2 separate regions of the Homo sapiens genome follow, and region 1 is linked to region 2. A link is a loop called in an ENCODE intact Hi-C map of the cell type or tissue named here. Cell type or tissue: heart left ventricle. All regions are shown on one strand. Links, peaks and the distances in the headings refer to the core of each region. The heading gives the core; the rest is flanking DNA. Region 1 overlaps ARHGAP35 (Rho GTPase activating protein 35). Region 2 overlaps ARHGAP35 (Rho GTPase activating protein 35).

Region 1 (4,390 bases), core at 149-4,148, 46 kb after region 2:
AGCTACTCAGGAGGCAGGATAATCTTTTGAACCCAGGAGGCGGAGGCTGCAGTGAGCCAAGATTGCGCCACTGCACTCCAGCCTGGGTGACAGAGCGAGACTCCATCTCAAAAAAAAAAATTGAGACAGAATCTCGCTCTGTTGCCCAGGCTAGAGTGTAATAGCACAGTTACAGCTCACCTCACAACAGCCTCAACCTCCAGGCTCAAGCAATCCTCCCACCTCAGCTTCCCAAGTAGCTGGGACTACAGGTGTGCATCACCACACCTAGCTAAGTGTATCTTTTCTAACACCACTTCTTCAGTTTTCTGACACCACTGGGTGTCTGTCTAGCAATTCATTTAATTCTGACACTAACTCCCAAAGTTAGCATTAGACTCCATAAGTTCAAGGGCTCAGTCCCACAAGACTGCCCTTCAGATGCCAGTTGCAAGTACTGGGTGACTAACCAGAAGTAAGCTTACCCACACTTCTGTCCTACTTGCCTTCAAAGTCTGGCGTTACCATCCCATTCCTCCCTGGGTTCCATAATTTGCTAAGATGACTCACAGAATTCAAGAAAACGCTTAACATACATTTGCTGATTTATTATAAAGGATATAACTCAGGAACAACCAAATGGAAGAGATGCAAGGGACAGGATGTATGCAAGGGCGGCGATTCACCAGGAGCTTCTGTGCCCTCTCTGGATACACACTCTCCCAGCACCTCGATGTGTTTACCAACCCAGAAGCTCTACAGACCCTGTCACTGAGGGTGTTTATGGCGTTTCTGTGATGTCCGCTTGATTGATTAACTCATTGGCCATTGGTGATTGAGCTCAATCTCCAGCCCCTCTCCCCTCACCCCCAGAGGTCGTGGGTGGGGCTGACAGTTCCAACCCTCTAATAAAGGTTTGGTCTTTCTGGAGACCAGCCCCCATATCCTGCACTATCTAGGGGCCCACAAGAGTAACCTCATTATCATGAAACTCAGGTTTGGTTGGAAGGGGCTTGTTTGTTCTGAGACGGAGTCTCTCACTGTTGCCTGGGCTGAGTGCAATGGCACGATCTCGGCTCACTGCAACCTCCGCCTCCCGGGTTCACACAGTTCTCCTGCCTCAGCCTCCTGAGTAGCTAGGATTACAGGCGCATGCCACCACACCCGGGTAATTTTTTGTATTTTTAGTAGAGACAGGGTTTCACTATGTTGGCCAGACTGGTCTCGAACTCCTGACCTCGTGATCGGCCTGCCTCGGCCTCCCAAAGTGCTGAGATTACAGGCATGAGCCACCATGCCTGGCCAGAAGGGGCTTGTTAATGAGTAACAAAAGATACTTCTATCACTCAGGAAATTCCAAGACTTTGGGGAACTCTGTGCTAGGAGCCGGGGACAAAAACCAAATATATATTTCTTCTACTACACTGCCCCATCCCCTCCTGCAGGGGTCCTAAATTTAAGACCTTGCTAGTGGGCTTCCTGCACCCTTCTGAGGGTGCGCAGGAGAGGAGGCTGCCAGCCTCTACATCTGGAAGGAGCACCAGGGAGGGCCCAGCCTGGGGCTGGGAGCTCAGGGGCCAGTGTGCCGCGGCAGCACAGTGAGAATCCTGGGCCTGTGTGGGGCTTGTTCTTCACTTTACACCCCATACATGGTTTATTAGTTAATCTCCCGTGAGCCAGAGGACAGTATTAATCTCAAAGTAATGCTAATCCCTTTTTACAAGAGGAAACAGAAATCCCCAAGTCCTCTGGCAGAGGCCGTTCACAGCCCATCAGAATGGAAAAGGCCTACGTTCCAGCCCTTTTCCTGTCTTCTCTGCTTTAGGCTGATGAAGCTGTGAGTTTTATAGCATTGGACTGAGCAGATTCAGAATTTTACCAAATACCTTCCCACTTGGAAAACAGCCACCCTGCAAAAAACCTCCGTGTTTCCCTCCACATTCATCATAGCCACCAGTTCCTAGAGCTATCATGAAGGAGAGTTGGCGGGACGAGAGCTGTTAAATTCAGTTAGTTACTATTTCCCTGCAGTCAGCCTAGATCTATGTAATTCTGTCTTTCAGAGAAGGCAGCTAATTTCAGTATAGATACTCCCATCTATCACTGTAACAGTTTAATAGGTACGGTTATAGCTTGAATACACCAACAGGCTTTATGTGAGTAATTGCCGTATTTGCACTGCTTTGAATTGATAAAGTGCTAAAATATGAGGTATACTGTTTCATATGCTGTGATTTTTATGGGGGCTGTCTGTTACTTAATCTCTCTCCCTCCCCCTGTAATTCTAGTTTTACTAACAAATTGCTTTCCCACAGTCCAAATAGTTTTAAAACAAAGCTTTCTCCTTTTTTTTTTTTTTTTTTTTGCTACCATTCCTCACCACCCTCCCGTTTTTCTGCTTGCTTATAAGTTAAGCACAAGTCACTTGCATTCCAGAAATTCCCCATTGCCATAAAGGCAGGCAGTCAGCTCGCCAGCTCTTGCCTGTTCCAGATAAGCAGGGTTCATTTAGCTTGTGACTCGGCATTGCTAGCGGATTTCCTCAGGCCCCAGTGCCCTGATCAGAACAGTGTGCCCTGGCACACCGCCTGGAGAGCCCAGCAGCCAAGGAGAAGTAGAGCTTGTTTCACAAAGTAACCCTGGCCTTCCATCCAAGACAGAAATAGTCTGGGTGGCGGCCCAAGGCCCCGAGACGGTTCCAGCCGGCTGCTTTGCCTGGCTGTCCCGGCTGCACTCGCCTTCTCCATGGTGGGGAGCTCGGGCAGACAGGTTGCTCTGGCCTGAGCGTGCCAACCAGGCCCATGGCCTGTCCTGCCATATTTGCCAAGGCAGTACAAACAGGACGGTACAGCAGGCTGTCCTGTGAGAGTGGTCCCAAGGAGCAGTACCCACTCTCGGCTGCAGGACCTTCTCGGGCCCTTGGTGGAGCTGGCCTGACTGTGCCATTGAATTATCACCTGGGGGCTCCGGTGGCCCTTGCTCTTGCTCTGTGTCTGTCTGTTCATCTCACTCACACGCACACCTTCTGTGCTGCCTTGCTCATGAGGTTTCACACCCAGCAAATCCCCATGCCTCTATAACCCCTGTCAGTTTCCTTGACCTCTGCTTTTTTCCTGTTCATTTCACCAAAGCCAGTGAAGCACAGATGAACTAACCTCTTCTCCTCCGTGTTACACTCACTGTAAAAACATCTAAGACCCGCATAAGGTCAGTCTGGGAAGGCTGAGCCCTGATAAAAGGCGACAGAGCAGCCCATTAGCAAGAATGTGGCCAGCTTCTGCAGGGGGCGTGGCCCTGTGGGGACTCCCAGCCACAGCCAAACCATGGCTCTGCCCTGTAAAAGTTAACAGCCAGGTCTGGAGACCAGACTTAACAGCAGCACATGACTGGCTGTGGCGAAATAATGAACCCACTACGTTCCTAGTGAAGTTACCGGGAAGAAGGGGAGGGAGAAGGCTTCTTGGTGAATGTAGAACCTCAATACATCTGGAAAGGAAAGTAGGAGTTGGATGCTCCAGCCGCTTAGGGAGCAGCTCCTCCATGCTGGCCCCAGTAAGGCACAGGCCCCTTGAGAACAAACACTTGAGTCGCCTTCCTCCCTCTCTTCAGCTGGAGAAACGCTGCACTTTTCTTCCTCCTTCCCTCCTTTCTGAAGACAGCTACTGAATGCCTTCCCTGGTACTAGTTACTGTGCAAGCCCAATACACAGACGGGTGATGAGAGGACTCTGCCTGCTCCTGTGAACTCAGGGGTCTACCAGGGGACCAGCATTAAGCAGCTAATCACACAGCTATCCAGCGACTTTCACATGGTGCCCAGGGCTGTCCAGGAAGAGCATGGAGACAGTGCCTTGTGGTGATTGATTAAACACAGACTCTGGAATCGGACTGCCCGGGTGTGAATCCCAGCCCTGCCATCTGTTTGCCACGTGGCTCAGTTTGTTCAGTTATAAAATGGGAAGAAGAATGGTAGAATACAACTCACAGAGCTGGTGTGAGGACTGGGTGAGACAGTGCATGTAAAAGGCTTATGGCTGGCCTTGGCCCAGAGTGCCGGCACTGCGTAAATGTAAGCAATTGTTGGGATCCTATAACAGGAACTTAATTTAGTCTAGGAGTCAGGGGAGACCTCGGAGGGAGCATTGTTTAGTCACAGAACAGAGGTAAAAGTGGAAGGAACAACTGTAGGGAGGCCCTGCAAGTTCATCAGGACTGCAGTGAAGTATAAGGGGAGGGTGGCAGGCTTGAGCCTGGTGACAGGAGCCCCCGAGGCCACATGTTGAGAAGTTTGTGTTGTACCCTAGATTTTTATCCTAGATTGCAGGGACTGGGATCAGCCTTCCTGCCTGAGGCTTACAGGCTTCTGACTCTGAAAAGTATTCTTTCTTAGGGAAGAGAGGCCAGGAAAGGAA
Region 2 (4,390 bases), core at 189-4,188:
TTGGAAGCTGAGGCAGACAAAGTCAGTGAGGATGGAAGCTTCATGGAGCTGAAAGAACTTCATGTGTTCAAAGAGTTGAAAGAAGCTTAGCGTGGCTGCTCTGGAGAGGTGAGGGGGACCCACGCCAAATAATAGAGGGCTGTGGCTACCACGTGAAGGGTTTTGTGTTTTTGTGCATTTATTGAATACTTACTGTGTGCCAGGTACGTGTCAGGCATTTTCACATCAATTTTTTATTTATTCCTCCTCCCAGTCTTAATGAGGTGATGTTTTTCATCCTTGATTTTGAGTTGAGGTAACTAAGGCTCAGAGAGATTAAACCTTGCCCAAGTGAGTGTAGCCACTGAGTGGAAGAGCTGAGATTCTGAACCCTGGTGTTCTGACTTCCACTTCCTGTGGATTTTCATCATCCAGTCTGCAGAAAAGTTGCTAATATTCAACAGTCAGGTGCCTATATTTAGACCACTCAATCAGTCCAGTCGATTTGTTCATTCAAACAAAAGATCTTTGATTATCTGAAAAAATCCATTTCTCCTCACTGCCCCCCAGAACAGCACGGTGCTGTTTGTTTCTAGCTTCAGAGCCTAGTTGAGTAGAGGACAAAAAAGGCATGGAGACATTGAAATAGCAACTGGAACTTTGAGAAATTGTTTCTCACTGGTGTCACTCGATTCTCAGTTTATTTTAAGCCTGAAGAACTTCTGTAGTGTGTTTTTGGTGATAAAAATAGACTATCTTTAACTATCTGCCTTAGCTTACAGCATACCTGTTCTTAAAAAAAAATTACGATAGGCAACCCAAATCTGTTTTTAAAAGAACTGGGAATTGTGCTGATGCCTCACTGAGCCAACTTGGTCTCCTCCACCACCTGGTGATACTGAAATACCTTTGTAGGGACTCAAATTATTCCAGCTCTAGTCAGGAATCACCTTTGCTTATAAGGCAAAGGCCTTCCAAATGGATTTTCTACAGCATTTGAGAGAAGCAAGCAATAAGAACTGACCCATAGCGTTGGAAAGTCCAAATTCAGTGTGTGTTGAACTTCAGGCAAGTGTTCATGAAAATGTACCTGGAACTAGTGGGCCCTCCTCGCTGTTTGGCTCCAGATCACACTGGCCACGAGTTGTCTTCTCGGGGGGGTGGATCCGCGGTCACCAGACTTCATGCCTTAATAGAACAAAAAGCTATGGTCTGCGCTGGGCGCGGTGGGTCACACCTGTAATCCCAGCACTTTGGGAGGCCGAGGCAGGCACATCACTTGAGGTCAGGAGTTCGAGACCAGCCTGGCCAACATGGCGAAACCCCGTCTCTACAAAAAATACAAAAATTAGCCAGGTGTGGTGGTGGACGCCTATAATCCCAGCTACTCGGGAGGCTGAGGCAAGAGAATCTCTTGAACCCGGGAGGCAGATATTGCAGTGAGCCAGGATCATGCCACTGCACTCCAGCCTGGGCAACAGAGGGAGACGGTCTCAAAAAAAAAAAGCTATGGTCTGGATTTAGTTAGGTCCTGCAATAGGATGACATGTCTCCGTTTCTTTCTCCATTATTTAAGATTAGGGATGACAGGAAGGCCAGGACTTTGTGGTCCTTCCTGTTCATCCGTAAATAAAGATGCTCCAAGATGGTGAGTGACTGAGTCATGGTATTAACTGCCAGCTTGAAGGAGACCATATCTAAGCATTTGTGCTTTAATAATAGATTTTGTCAGCAAGAATACATCTGCCTTCAGGTTTTCTTTTAAACTTGGGCGTGGAATTTTTCAGAGCCCAGAAGGGGGAGCACCGGTTAACCAAGAATACATTTGGAGCATAAGCAAATAACTTAATTAAAAAGGTCCTTTTGGAACTCTTTTGGAAATAGAAGAGAATAATTGCCAATCAGAAAGGCACGATGTTGAATACTGAATGCAAGAAAGTGGTTTAGGGAACAGCTGTAGTAATGCCACTTATGGAATCTTTCCGATTTTCTAAGACTCTACCAGTTACAGTTAGTCCATAGTATGCTACCACACAACTTGGCAAGCCATGGGTGTGACCCTCTGGGGCTCTGTGTATTGATTTCACTCTCATCCTCATTCAGATGGCACTGTCCATGTTCCAGACTACATTCCGTATATGGTGTTACCTGTTACTCTTTTTTTTTTTTTTTTTTTTTTTTTTACATAAAACATTAACGCCGGGCACAGTGGCTCACACCTGTAATCCCAGCACTTTGGGAGGCCGAGGTGGGCAGATCACTTGAGGTCGGGAGTTCAAGACCAGCCTGACAAACATGGAGAAACCCCCTCTTTACTAAAAGTACAAAATTAGCCGGGCTTGGTGGCACATATATGTTAATCCCAGCTACTCAGGAGGCTGAGGCAGAAGAATCACTTGAACCCAGGAGGTGGAGTTTGCAGTGAACCAAGATCGCACCATTGCACTCCAGCCTGGGCAACAAGAGCGAAACTCCATCTCAAAAAAAAAAAAAAATTAAAAAAATTTTTTAAAAGTTGGGGTCTCACTATGTTTCTAGGCTGGTCTCAAAACTCTTGGCCTTAAGCAGTCCTCCCATCTGGGCTTCCCAAAGTGTTGGGATTACAGGCATGAGTCACTGCACCTGGCTGGTGTTAACTGTTTTTTAAAAAGGCCAGACATGGTGGCTCACACTTGTAATCCCAATGCTTTGGGAGGCCGAGTTTGGCAGATTGCTTGAGCCCAGGAGTTTGAAACTAGCTTGGGCAACATGGCAAAACTCCGTCTCTACAAAATATTATCTGGGCGCGGTGGCACACACCTGTAGTCCCAGCTAGTTGGGAGGCTGAGATGGGAGAATCACCTGAGCCCAGGGAGGTCGAGGCTGCAGTGAGCCATGATTACACCATTGCACTCCAGCCTGGGCAACACAGTGAGACGCTGTCTCAAAAAACCAACTAGAAAACCGAGTTCCGATGCCTGGTTCCCCACCACCCCACCTGCTTCCAGTCCAGTTAAATCAAAATCACTAGGGCTGGTGTCCAGGCACTTTGAAAAAAAAAAAAAAAGACAAAAAAAGGCAGTGAATCCAACAGGCTGGGTTCTGTTTTTTATTTCCTTTATTAGATGTGTTACCAAGCATTTAAAAGGTTTAAACGGCTATACTAGATGGTACAACTCTAGTGAACATATTTTCTGACTCTAAAATCTAGATAAGTAACTTTACATTTATAAGGTTGTTTATGGAGACCAAAAGAGAATATTTGAAGTTGACAGCGTAGGGTCAGTAAGTAGCCCTCCCTGCTGTTCCCACAGAAGATAGAATATTCTTACCTTTTTCCATTGTTGCATAGCTGGTACTTGCTCATGTGGTACCTAGATGAGCTTTGTTTATTGTGGATATGTCTTCTGTTACCAAATAGATTGGAAGTTCATTGAGGGCGGGAGACGACTTTGGTCCTAGTATTAGCTCTGCTGCCAGTTTGTTATGTGGCCTTGGGGTGATTCATAAATTCATTAAAAAAAAACAAACCAAGACTCTTGCCTTCTAGGAACTTAGCCTAGTAGAATATTTGTTGTATGTGTACGTAAATAACTGTACCTCATTCAGTACCTACAGAGGGAATTAGGACTTCATCTGGCGGTTTTTAAAAGGCTTATGATATAGTACTGCCAAAGTATGAACAAGGCCTTCTGAGCCTCACCTCCTCACACACTAGTGTGAGCAGCACAGTGTAAGGAGAAATGAGAATCTCTACCACAGAGATAGTCTGCGTCTCAGCTCAATTTGAGAAAATAGAAAGGAACATTGGCCCAGTACATTATTGGAAACTGTTTTTGTTCAGCAAATACATTGAGTGCCCACTGCACGTCAGGCCCTGGAACCCAACCATCTTCCCAGCTGATAGAAGGCCCTTCTTTTGGCTCTTACCTATCCCCTGGCTTCCATTCTACTCTTTTTCTTGCCCCAGTGGACTTGGACAGGGTCTGTGGACTGGGCTTACAGCCGAGTGGGGAGCAGAGGCAGTGACAGATGCAGCTTCCTACTCTGCCACAGTCGGGAGTTTCCTCTTTATGCCCTGTGTCTGAAAAGCCGAGAGACCAGAGGTAGTTGCCAGGCACCATTTCTCCCCAGTGCACCACGGGCATAAACTATTATTTATAAACTTTGCCATGATTAATATCAAGACCAAAAATCAGGTGTGTTTTTAAGCAAACTATGAGGTACAAAGCAATGGACTATGTTGTTCATTTTTTTAAAATCAGTCTAAAAGGCCAAGGTGAAGGTGTTTCAGGCTGGCCCAGTCCTTTGTGTATGGCAGTGGCATTTCTTCGTGGAGGAGATAGACCATGCAGGGGAAAGAGCATGGGGCTTTGGCATTCAAAGATCACCGTACACTAAGTGCTGGCTGTGAATCTCCATGAGTCTCTGT

The links. Peaks named below come from ENCODE experiments on the same cell type or tissue, not always from the same donor. Only the 100,000 strongest peaks of a DNase experiment are listed, where the experiment ranks them.
Region 1: it touches region 2 in a loop (2.4-fold over the local background); 37 of 110 quality-filtered maps call a loop at or near these places.

What each region holds. Positions count from the first base shown.
Region 1 is chr19:46,973,887-46,978,276 of GRCh38, forward strand. The region is part of intron 3 of ARHGAP35 (Rho GTPase activating protein 35); the gene reads left to right. Among named protein-coding and RNA genes, the nearest start is that of NPAS1, 44 kb to the right of the region's middle. RefSeq lists enhancers at 2,226-3,083, 3,084-3,939. In heart left ventricle, for the core only: no CTCF peak of the experiment used is centred there; a DNase peak (open chromatin) is centred at 2,575; H3K27ac peaks cover 3,292 bases.
Region 2 is chr19:46,927,456-46,931,845 of GRCh38, forward strand. The region is part of intron 2 of ARHGAP35 (Rho GTPase activating protein 35); the gene reads left to right. Among named protein-coding and RNA genes, the nearest start is that of ARHGAP35, 69 kb to the left of the region's middle. In heart left ventricle, for the core only: a CTCF peak has its summit at 1,762 (motif pointing right); no DNase peak of the experiment used is centred there; H3K27ac peaks cover 1,620 bases.